Linked DNA regions of Mus musculus: region 2 is linked to region 1. The links are chromatin contacts, found by Hi-C in ENCODE. All regions are on one chromosome and are shown on one strand. Each heading gives the region's core, a stretch centred on a gene start or an enhancer-like site at or near the end of the contact. The rest is flanking DNA. Distances are from core to core; before and after follow the strand shown. Region 1 has its middle 9.6 kb from the start of Col27a1. Region 2 holds the start of Akna (AT-hook transcription factor).

Region 1 (5,820 bases), core at 1,757-4,256:
GGAGTCCTTCGTCTCCACACCTCTGCCTCCCATCCAAGAAGTATGTTGTACAGAGAACTCTCCACCCCAGAGTCACACATCAAATCCCCTTCAGGGTGACTGTGGAGAGCCACAGGTCTAACTGAATTCACAGAGGCCTGGCTGGCGCCTTGGCTGAACCACATGGAAAGCCATCAAGCCATCCTTTATTCGAGCCAAATATCCTTATGTCCTCCAGCCGCTCCTCATCTGATACCCTCTTTCCTATCTCCCATCATCCTTTACTCCAGCTACTGCCAAGTGACCACAGCAAAGCTCAAGGGTTTAGGTGGTGTCTAACGTACTTGGGCAAGATTGTATTTACCTCCTCACTGTATAATGTCTATGGCTATATTGATACCATCCAACTCTATATTGGTCATTGACAGTCACACTATAATGTTTATACTAAACTGTAATTACCAAGGACCCAGCGATCTTCACACTTTCCTCCTCCAGGAATTAAAGTTTGCCCTCCCCATACATAACCCTGTGTAAGCATGATCCAGCTTGTTAGCATGTCTGGACTAATGTTTACATGGCTTGAGGACCTGTGTCTATGTGGCACGGCCCCTGGTCATATCCACAGACATTGATTCCTGCACTAGAAGGCTTTCCCAGATTCATTTGCCTCTAAATCAGAAATTAACTCAATTAAAGGCACCTATACATCCCCTTGGTTATAAGAGTCAAGTGCCACTGCACAGAGCTGACAGCTACAGTGTGGGTAGAATAGATGTGGACAGCTCCCCCTTAACACAGAACACCCTGCTGGCCAGGGCACTACAGGCCAAGGATGGGTCTGTAAGGGTGACACTGTGCAACCACATAGCAAGCTTGTAACAGATCTGGAAAGAAAGAGAGCCATCTCCCTGCTCCCAAAGCCCCTGCCTGGGCTTGGAATATACTCCCCATCCTCTGGCCCCAGGACAGAGGGAAGTTTGCTTGGGTGGGTCGGTCCTTTTGTGACACCAACCAGGAGATCAGAAGCCAGTAGAAGGAGCTGCAGTGCAGAAGGGGAGAGAGCTTTTTGTGGGGATTATTTTTATCCTGCCCCGATAGCCTGGGCACCTCTTAGTCTTCCCCAGGGTTGTTTTTATCTCACAGCTGGACATGAGGGCTGTCTCCCTGGATGACTGGAACACATTGACATGTCAGAATCTCAGTGTTGGGCCTTCCTTGCTTGACAGCTTCCATGGCCAGCCCACGTGGTCAGCCCCCTTCCCCGCCACCCCTCCACCCACTTTAATGCCGATCTCTTCCAGTCCTGAGGTCAGCTGAGCACATAGGCAGCGTAGGCCTCAAATTACAAAAGGGAAACGGAAGCCTCCTTGAGTTCTGGAAGCTGCTTCAACAGTGTTAAACTCGACTTAGTAGCTGGAGAGATGGCTCAGTGGGTAAAAATGTTTGCGTTGTAAGCATGAGGATCTGAGTTCAAATCCCAACACCCACATAAAAAGTCGGGGATGACTGCAAGCACCTGTAAACCACAGCATTGAGGGCGGGTGACTACAAATAGGAACTTACTAACTGCAACCAAGAACTTACTAACATCTCAGCCAGAATAGAAAGTGAAAGAGCCATCTCAGGTCAACAAGGCTCAGAGTGACACAGGGAGGTAGTCAATGTCCTGCTCTGTCCTCTGTGCCTATGTATACATGTCTCTGTACCTCACACACACGTGCACACACAGAATGTAGACCATGCACACACATGCTGAAAATAAGTAAACTTAGGGTTAAAAGCTAAGAATAGTGTGATTGCAACACCAGAGGGGTAAGGCAGGAGGATTACTGCAAATTGGAGGCTAGCCTGGGCTACGTGGCAAAAAATTTTCAATGTAGCAATGAAAAATAACGATGATGACAACGACAAAGATGAGGACAGCGACGATGATAACAGTGGTGGCGGTGGTGGCGGCATCGGTGGCGGTGGTGATGATGTTGATAAGATCCTGCTGGTGATACAATTCAGTTGGTAGAGTGACTTCCTAGCACACATGAAGCCCTGTGTTTGATCCCCAGTGCTGCAGAAGCCATGCATTAGCACATGACTGTATTCCCAGCCCTTGGAGAGTGAAGGTCAGAGGATCAGAAGTTCAAGGGCATTCTCTGGTACACAGGGAGTGTGAAGGCAGCCTGGGCTTCATGAGATCTTATCTCAAACAAACAAATGAAATAATCTCCGGCTTAGAGAAGATCCTCTTTTCAGAGTGAGGTGGACTTAATTGTAAGGAAGTCTGTGAGGTGGCAGGGAACGGCTCCCAGTCACTGAGCACACAGCAGCACTCTGTCCAGCCAGCACGCTGCTCTATGGTCCCTACCCTGGAGAATTTTGACCCTCTTCCCCCTCGTTCCCCTCACTTTTACAGGAAGCCCAGGCAGAGAAAGGGCTCCTGACAAATTGGCACACATCCAATACCATCTTCTTCATCACTACCTCCTCATCGTCGCCATTCTGTCAACAGTGATGCCAGCAACTGTGTGCACTCTCTCTCCCTCTCTGGGCCTCAGTTTCCCTGTTTGAAACCTGAGCAGGTTGGCCCAGGGAACCTCTATGGGGCCTTCCTTCCCACTCTGGCTGGCTATTTCTATGTCCTATTCATTCCGTCAACAAGTGTTTATTGAGTCCTCCTCACTGCCTGACCCAGTGGGGAAATGAAGGCAGACCTTTTCCAGAAGGTTCTCTGTTCAGGAGGTTTCAGCCACATACGCAAATTTCCTTACACGTTCAAAAGGCAAATTATGGGAAACATGTTATTCACCAAAACACATTCTCCCCATCTCTCAGGAAAAAAAAATTGCCTTCAGCGCCACCAAGGACTAAACTAACAGAGGAGAGAAACCCACCCTTGTTCCTCTGGGCACCCTTCCAGAGACTCATGTCCTTCAGAAAAAAGGGAAGCTGTCTGCCACCACGGGTCTCTGGGGCTTCGCTGGCCTATAAACAACCTGTGTTTGTCTCAGCCCTGCTATCCTGAGAGAGCAATCACAAGGAAGCGAAACACAGCCTTGCTCTGTGTGTGCCTGTCCCCAGAGGGAGGAAAGCCATCGTAAATATTTTTATCTTCCTGGTCACCAAGGGGGCACAGAGGAAGACTTTGATCCTCCAAGCCCTGGGTCACTCCTGTCCTCCAGGGACCCCAGGGTTAAAACTGGCCTGGGCATCCCATAACCACCCCTAAATGATAAGCTGACTCTTCTTGCTACCAGCCCCAGGAGGTGGTAGGACTAGAGGGAGGACCACAGTAGAAACCACTGTTGACCTTGGGTTGGTGGCAGAGCCTCTGCCAGGCAGCTGGCTTTTTGGTGATCAAGGCCATGGGAAGGAAGGCTAGAGACCATGTTGGGGATTAGAGGAAGGGCCAGGCAGAGGTGGGCAGTAGACACAAGGGTCACCACGTGGATCTGCTTATCAGGACTATGGAGGAGGCCCTGACAGCACAGCATCTAGGAAGCTGCATTCAGCATTGCAGACAGAGGACCAACTCCACTTCCAGTTTTAAAGAAAGAAACAGTAGTAGAGAGATTTCATTGACAATCACCAGCAGAGGAGAGATTTGGCTTTGTGGCCTAGATCCTAAAAGTCACTGTCCTTCCCTCCTATGATCTCTGCTTGTTTGTTTGTCTTTGAAAAAGGAGATTTATTTTATTTTATTTTATTTTATTTTATGCCTGCATGTATGTATACGGTGCCTGTGGAGGTCAGAACAGGGCATCAGATCACCTGCAAGTACAGTCTCAGATGATTGTGAACCATCATGAAGTTATTGGCAACCAAACCCAGGTCATTTACAATAGCAACAAATGACCTTAGCCACCTAGCCATCCACCTTCCAGCCCAATTGTTCTAGTTTTATTTTGTTCTTTGTTCTTTTTGAGACAAAGTCACTTGTAGCAAAGGCTGGATTTGAACTTGCTATCTAATGAGGATGGCTTTACACTTCCATCCTCCTGCCTCAGTCCACCAAATGTTGAGAGTATAGGCACCTGCCACCATGCCTGTTTTTATGTAGTGTTGGAGAGGCAAGCATCAACCTACCTACCAACTGAGCTGTGTCTCCAACCCACGGGGACCAGTCTTGCTTGTTATGATTGCTGTCCGTCTAGAGAAGACTGTGTTATTTTTCGGAAATTTCTAGAAAGGAACACTTGCAGCAGAAAGTTGACCAGACTTGAGCTCCTACAAAGGTCACCCAAGTGCAAGGTTCTGAGGCCATGGTTCCTAGATCACCAAAGCCATAAACTTCTATGCTCTAGAGTGCTAGGCTCCTCACACCTTCTGATGCCAGAACTCCAATGCTCTGAAGCTCCCGGAATCCTACCTGGCATTGACTCTGAGCTTCTATGATTCTCTGCCTTGGAGGAAGAGGTTTCCACGGTCCTGCAACCCCACAGCCCGCTTTGGGGCAGGCGAGGATTTTGCACAAGGGGACATTCATACCTGACAGGGATTCGGTGTCGAGGACCCCCGTGGGGCTGGCTCCCTGCTCCTCTGTCTGTGATGGGCAGTGCTCCACTGCCCCAAGCTTCCAGCTTGCCTTCTGACCTTTTCCTGGCTGTGTCCTCATTTGGCCCTCACTTAATTCTTCCCGCCCAGTCTAGTTTGCCAAGTGTGGACAAGAAGCCTCAGCTCTTGGTGCCCATGCCCTTGCCCCTCCTCCATGACTGTCCCTTTCATTGGGGCAGAGGGGAAAAAAACCAACAAACATATTTCTTCAAGACCGTGTGTCCCTAGGGACTATGATTTGAAGACATGAGAGAAGGTGGCCTGTTCGCTGGACTCCCTCCTAAATTGTTTTCATTCTAAAAAAACTAGAGCCAGCACTTACATGGCCATGTTTAGCTGTGATGATTAAACTTGTCAGCTTGACAGGATCCGCGACGCCTCTTGGCATATCTGTGGGGGAGTTTCTACATTAGGGTCATTATAAAGGGAAGCCCTGCCATTCTCTATTGGATGGGGGTCTCAGGCTGGATAGAACCCAGAACAGCAAGCTGGGAGCCAGCGTTCATGGTTTTCTGGTTCCTGGCTGTGGATGTGGTGTGACCAGCCAGCTCAAGCTCCTTCTGCCACGCCTTCCCAGCCACAAGGCACTGTGCTCTCAGACTGTGAGCCACCATAAACCTTCCTTCTTTAGGTTGTGTTTGTCAGATAGATTGTCTCAGCAACAAGAAAAGCAGCCAATACACTGAATGAGTCAGGTGCCCCTGGGCCTGCCCTGTGGACCTCACCTAGGCGCTTCCTTTCCCAGCCAATGCTGGAGAGAGAACCCTGCTTGTAGGAAGGAGATGGCTGCTTTCTGTCCCAGCCCTCCTGTCTCCTCACCCATGGGTTCAACATGCACACAGGTTAAAACAACAACAACAACTCAGCTCATTCACTTGTATAGGAAGTAAGGCTTTCCACGTGTCCTCTGAATAAACCAAGACCCACCTCTGCTGGTGTGGTTGTAACTGTTAATTTGATGCAACCTAAAGACACCAGGGAAGAAAGTTTTGATGGGGAGTTAGATAGATCAGGCAGGCCCGTGAGCAAGCTCTGGGTAGGATTACATGGATTGTTAGCTGGCCTAGGACGAGCCACCCTGAATATGGCCAACTTTATTTCAGGGGCTGACCCCTGAATTCTGTAAAGATGGAGAGAGCTGGCAACTTACATTGCAAGCTGGCTGCATGGCACATCTGGTCTCTCTTGTTGGTTGCGGATGTGATGTCACTAGCTGCTTCAGTTCCTGCCTGAAGTACAAACCTCTTCCTCCCTGAAGTTTCTTTTGGTGTGGTGCTTTGTCAAAGTAGCGAA
Region 2 (5,820 bases), core at 1,053-3,552, 200 kb before region 1:
TATGAAAGATATGTGAGGACAGACAGGGCTAGAGTTTGGTGAGGTTTAGGAAATTCAGCAAACGGGACTCAATGGTAGAGGAATTAAATGATGAAGGGAGTGGCCAGGTGGACCACCCAGTTTGGCTTGAGACCCCAAATAAAGGATGGGCCCGGCTGGGGACAGGAGCTGGGAGAAAGCTACTGTGCCCAGGCTCAGTTTGTCTGTAGCTTTGGATGGGTAAACTTGAGGGATAGTATTCCAGAAAGGAATACCATGTGGGCAAGGGGAAGGATAAGGGGGCTGGGGGAGGAAAAGGCCCAGTGTCGGGGTGAAGGACAGTAAATACTGGCTGCTGTCTTTCAACAAGGCTGAGGGTGTGCCAGCTGCGGCAGCCACCTGGTGTTGATGGGTTAATGATCAGGGAGGGTGAGCGGGTGAGTGACAGGATGTCAGGGGAGCCTGCCACCCACACAATGGGCCACATGGTCGCCAGAGCAGTAGACAGGGTCTTGATAAGATTTGGCTCTGTTCCATAGTCGCCGGGGGACTGCAAAGGGAGCCCCAGCCCCCAGATGTGTGTACAAGGCAGGGCCTGGGAGATAGGAGTTGAGAGGTTACTCGGTTGAAAGTGCTTGGTGCTAGCTCAGACTTAGCCAGATCCTGGCAGCTGGCCCTCAAGAGCATTCATTCATTCCATTCACCCATCAGTCACAAGCCCTTGGAGGAGACCAGACTCTCCCACCTAAGGAGACCCGGGGGCAGAAACTATGGTGATGACATAGGTCCTAAGGTCCCTTACTGCACACTGGGCAGGCCGTCTGTCATGGAATTGACAGCAGCCTCTCCAGGGCAGTGGCCACTCTGGTTAGCCCTGTTCCACAGAAAGGAAAACCATGGCTCTAGCCACTGAGGTCACAGTGCCAGCAGGAGGTGAGGCTGGCATGCTGGCATTGAACTCCCTGGCCTATGGACTCTAAGATTCTCTCCATCACTCTTGGGTGGTCCCCAGCCTGGCTGCTCCCTTGAGGTCCCCCCTCCCCCCCCAGGGCTTTCTGGATGGCAGAGGGTTGACCTCATGTCTCTTCTGTTTCCTGACTCTCTGGGTCAGCAGGGGCAGAGTAGAGAGCCAGGAGCGGACTTAGGGCTCCTGCAGCATCTTCCTTCTACCTGGCTCCTGCCTCCTCCTGCCTGCCCCGTCAGCCTGGATCCTGAAGGTCAGATTCTGTACCTCCTGCCCCGGCCCCTGAGTCCTCTCACATCATATCCTGTTGTCTTCAAGGGCCTCCTGCTTCTCTCAGGTCTCTGCAGCTGCCTTTCTAGAACATTCTCATCAGTCATGCTTGCGGCTTGCTTCTGCCTCTCTGTCCTTCCGGCCGCTTGTGTGACTGTGGCCTCCCCACCCAGACCTTCCTGATAGTCCTGCCTCACCCCCACTCAGCTTGTTACTCTCAGGCCCCTGTCTTCAGCCAGGGCAGGTCCAGCATCTGAGACCTGAAACCTCGGGTGTTTCCCTAGGATCTGCGAGTCCTCAGCCTCAGAGATACCAAAGCAGCAGGAGACGTTGGTCACCAGCCTGTCTCATACTCTGCCTCAGGCACACCTGACATCTTACACACTTCACTATAGAGTGAAGGGCCAGGTGTGATGTGTCTGTGTCCCACCCTGCTTCTTCAGATGGCTACACCTCTCACAGAGGTGAAGGGACCTGAGGAGCCACAGGTTGGCCATGAAGATAATTCTGTTCCTTCATCTCTGGGGCCTCTGAGGGAGAAGCTACAAGAGGAGATGTTCACCTGATCCTCTAGTTCTTCCTTCTTACCTAGACAATTCCAGTGCAGGCTCATCTTATCTCTAGGCATGGACAGTAAGTGGAAGGGCAGAAATCCCTAAGTCTGCCCTGAGATGATGAGACTTGTGTTAGTAGACGAAGTTAAAGCTGGACAGACAGGAGCAAGCGCCAAGGCTGAGGTTCCCCTTTCCCTCCTGTGAGGATGGGCAATGAGACCTACACAGTGGGAGAGGCTTTGATAAAGTCTTCGGTGATGGAAGAGACCAATTTTGGGGTGGGAGTGGAGGAACTGCAGGCTCCTCTTCCTGGGACCGGCATGCAATGTGACTTTAGCCAAGCCTTCTCTGGACTTCCTGCTCGTACAAGCACGGTTGTGGTTGCAACTGAGGTGGTCTCAAACTCAAGGCCTCAGAAGTTCTCTTCCCATCAATGCAGCCCCACACTTGCCCAGCAAAGGGTTAAGCTCTTGGCGCCAGCTCCGCAGAGTAACCCCCCCTCCTTTTCACAAACACTTGTAGGAAATCAGGCTGGGCGCTTCCTGCAAGGAGGAGGAGGCAAGGCAAGGCCTCAGCTGCAGGGGCGGGGAGAAGTGGGGAGGGATGCTTGTCTGTGAGCTGAGGCCGTTCTGGCTGGCAGAGCAGTCTGGAGGCGTTCCAGGCTGCTGTGGAGGCAGGGGGCTCCCCAGGTTTGAAACAAAGACCTTGTGGGCAGCTCCCCTGAGCCCAGGCCGGCAGGATGGTGGTGTAGTACTAGTGAGGTAAGGAGCTGAGCCAGGAGGAGGGCCAGAGGGAAGGCCGCCTTCCCTCTGGATGGGCCAGTCATAGACTCTGGACAACCCTGGCAGGCAGCCCAGCCCAGCCAGGAAATCACAGCTACGCAGCTGCTGCCACTCCTGTCCAGTTCTGGGAGTCCGGCCCCCACGAAAGAGTGGACCCCAAGATGCTAGTTTCCAGTTCCAGATCCAATTTGGTTCCCTTGGTGAACTTGGACCCGTGTTGGTCCCTCTCTGTCCCCCGGGGTGGGCTCATCTCAAGGCCAGTTAGTGCTTGGGTTACTGAGGGTCTCGAGATGTTCGGAAGTGAGGAACAGGCCAGGAGATGACACCCTCCTACCCAAATAAGGGCAGGGACAAAGTGGGGGCCAGGAAGCCAGCTTAGAGCTACAGTAGGACAAGATGAGAGTCAGTAATAGCCTGGCCCCTTGTTAGTTCCTCCCAGGCTCTTTGGGTGAGCCAAGGGACAGTCCGGGGACATCCGTCATGGGTATCTCCACTTGCCGCAGGCCAAAGGCCACTCCTGTGAACAGGTCTATGCCCTGCCACGGATCCAAACTTGCTTTGGAGCCCCACAGCCCAGCCCTTCAAAAGGGTCCAGCAGCTTGGTAAGGAGGTCTTTCCCCTGCCATCCTCCTGCCTCCTATACATCTCCTGGCCTTGGTTTAATAGTCACAGTGTTCTAAACTTCCTGGTTGTTCTCATTAGGTGGGTGCCTCTGTTTCCTCATCGGGATGAGGTTAAGGTGGGGATGTCCTGGCTCTCTCTAGCTGGGTAGCATGGAGATTCTGAATGCCAGGGCTGCTGAAGGTTGAAGCTTCAGTGGGGGAGGATCATCCTGGACACACACGCACACGCACGCACACACACACACACACACACACACACACACACACACACACACACACATGCACGCACGCACGCGCGCGCTCGAGAGAGAGAGAGCTGTATGAAGCAGTGTGTGGGGAACAGGGCATTGCCTAGCTAGTTGCTAAATAGAATCCCTGGAGGGTGTGACAACATGGAGATCAGTTCTGTACAGGTGTTAGGTGATAAGAAGCAAGGACATAGAGAAAGCAGTGTTTGGTGTTTTTTTGGGGAGGGTGGGGTGCAGTTTCTCTGGGGGCAGGTGGGGACCTTTAGCTCAATGGCCCAACCATTAGCAGGACCTAGTTATAGAGGGGCTGGCCCTCCTGGGTCAGGACATCATAATTCGAATCCCCAGCTTCCACTGCTACCCTGACGGCTGTCCAGACTTCCCTGCCTGCCTGTGGCACTCAGGGGCCAGGCCCTGAGCCATCCTTGAAGTTCAGCTTGTATTTTCAGACCTCTGTGTTTTTGTCTGTGCTGTTCCTCTGTCCCGATTCCCCTTCCTCTTTCTCCCCTAGATGTGCTTGGTCTGTTAAAGCTGTCACCAAACTTCCTTCTTCAGTGGTTTTTCTGGATTGCGTCCTCCACGGAGGGTGGGATCTTGGCAAGCATGTGTGTTTCTGTATCCTAGGGGCTGAGAACCTCCAAGTTCATTTGGTGCGTCTCTGAGGGTCAGGGTGCTCACCAGACAGAGGGATGGGTGCAGCAGGAACAGGCCTAGGTGACCACCATTCCCCTTTACAGAGAGGAGCAGTCAGCCAGCCACATGCCTCGAGTGGCTGGAACATACAGGGCTGGCTGGGATCTGCTTGCCTGGTGCTCAGCCTGCTGCTCTATTGCAACTTCATCTCTGCCTGAGGTTGGTACCTATTTGACACTGATGTGTGTTTGTTGATTGACTACCTGACTTGGCCAGTTCCAGGCTCCATGACACTGAGGGCTGTGACTTGCACAGAAGAGTAAGGTCTTTCTCAGGTAAAGCTCACAAGTCGAGGCACTTGAGAAATGGGTGCAAAACTGTAACCACTGACTGTTGCTGCCAGGGATGTGTGGGCTCTCCGGAGAACGGTGAGATTTTTGTGGCTGAGTCATTGCAGCAAACTGGCCGTTCCTCTTTCTGCACGTAGGGGCCTCTGCGATGGTGCAGGCTGCTCTGCGGTGGGCTAGGGGAAAGAAAAAAATGACATTTCAAAAGTCAGAAAACCACATGCTGCAGCCCTGCCTCAGCAGAGATGTCAGGAGGTGTGGTTGCACCCCCCTCTACCTGCCCTCGCCTCCGCACTGGGCTGAAGCTGGAGAGGCTCTGTTGAGGTCCTTGCTTAAAGGAAGAGTCTGAAGACTTGACCTGGGGCCTCTGAGCCAGGATCCCACAGACATCAACCGAGTGCACACAAGGTCGGGATCCCCCATCACCATGGATTTGAAGTAGGGGTGCAGGTCCTGTACGGGAACGAGGGGCCTTGAACTTAGATTTACAGTATTTTGTGGGGATCGGGGCAGTACATGGGTGCCACTGCACACACCAGAGGCCAGAAGACAACCTGGAGTGTGAGTCTCAGTTGCCAACTTGTTTTAGGCAGCCCCTCCCTCCCTCACGGCTTGTGTATGCTAGGTTGGCTGACAACATCCTGTCTGGTGTCCATCTCCTTGCAGGAGCGTGCTGGAGTTACACATGCTTGCACGCAGCTTTTATGTGAGTTCTGGAGACTCGAACTCAGGTCATTAGGGTTGTGAGGCCAGCATTTTACCTGCCGAGCCATCCCTCCAGACCCAACTTAAGAACTTTTCCATTCATCCTTTAAAAAAAATTACATTTAATCATTGTAGTGTGTTTGTGCATGTGTTACGTATGTACATATGTAGAATGTCGTGGCCCATTTGAGAGTCAGTTCTTTCCTATCATGTGGGGCCCAGGGATCGAACTCAGTTCCTCAGGCTTGGCGGCAAGGGCCTTTAGCTGCTGAACCATCTCACCAGCCCTCTCTTGCTTCATTTTAAAATTCTTTTCCTAATAATGTAGTATTTGGATATGTGGATATGCAGTTAGAAGTATGCAGATTATCACTGTTGGGGATGTGTGGTTACTGACCAAACAAGAGCCCTGGGCCAGGTCATAGTACTTACTGACCAGTGGATCCTGGCCTGGTTAGTCACTGTTATTTCTGAGCTTCGATCTTGCTACTGAGATGGGAAGGCAGCTCTGTTAAGCTCCCTGCTGACCTAGCAGAGCGGGGGCGGGGTGTGTGTGTGTGTGTGTGTGTGTGTGTGTGTAGAGATACGTGGGACATTCAGGAGTTCTACAGGGCCTGGGGCAGAAGGACTAGCTGGGGGGGGGGGGCAGGGAGAGTCACAGCTAAAGGACTTAGCCCATGGCGCTGCCTAGTCTTTGTGCAGCCAGACTTTCCCA

Evidence for each region. A loop is a pair of places that touch in the nucleus more often than their neighbours do.
Region 2: a loop to region 1 is called in a map of v-Abl transformed pro-B cells, with 3 times the contacts of the local background. The contact joins the promoter of Akna here to the enhancer-like site in region 1. A Hi-C loop is called at or near these places in 1 of 37 maps with a recorded cell type or tissue (v-Abl transformed pro-B cells).

Annotation. Positions count from the first base shown.
Region 1 is chr4:63,202,882-63,208,701 of GRCm38, reverse strand. No RefSeq gene overlaps it. Among named protein-coding and RNA genes, the nearest start is that of Col27a1, 9.6 kb to the left of the region's middle. Within about 2 kb of position 3,006, at least 1 of the 3 ENCODE cell types and tissues checked has a DNase peak (open chromatin) inside an H3K27ac peak, as active enhancers do.
Region 2 is chr4:63,399,927-63,405,746 of GRCm38, reverse strand. Akna (AT-hook transcription factor) reads left to right here and starts at 2,302. Exons shown (of 22, transcript NM_001045514.3): 1 at 2,302-2,528. It overlaps Gm52742 (a long non-coding RNA gene), which reads right to left. Exons shown (of 3, transcript XR_003955424.1): 3 at 3,621-4,576.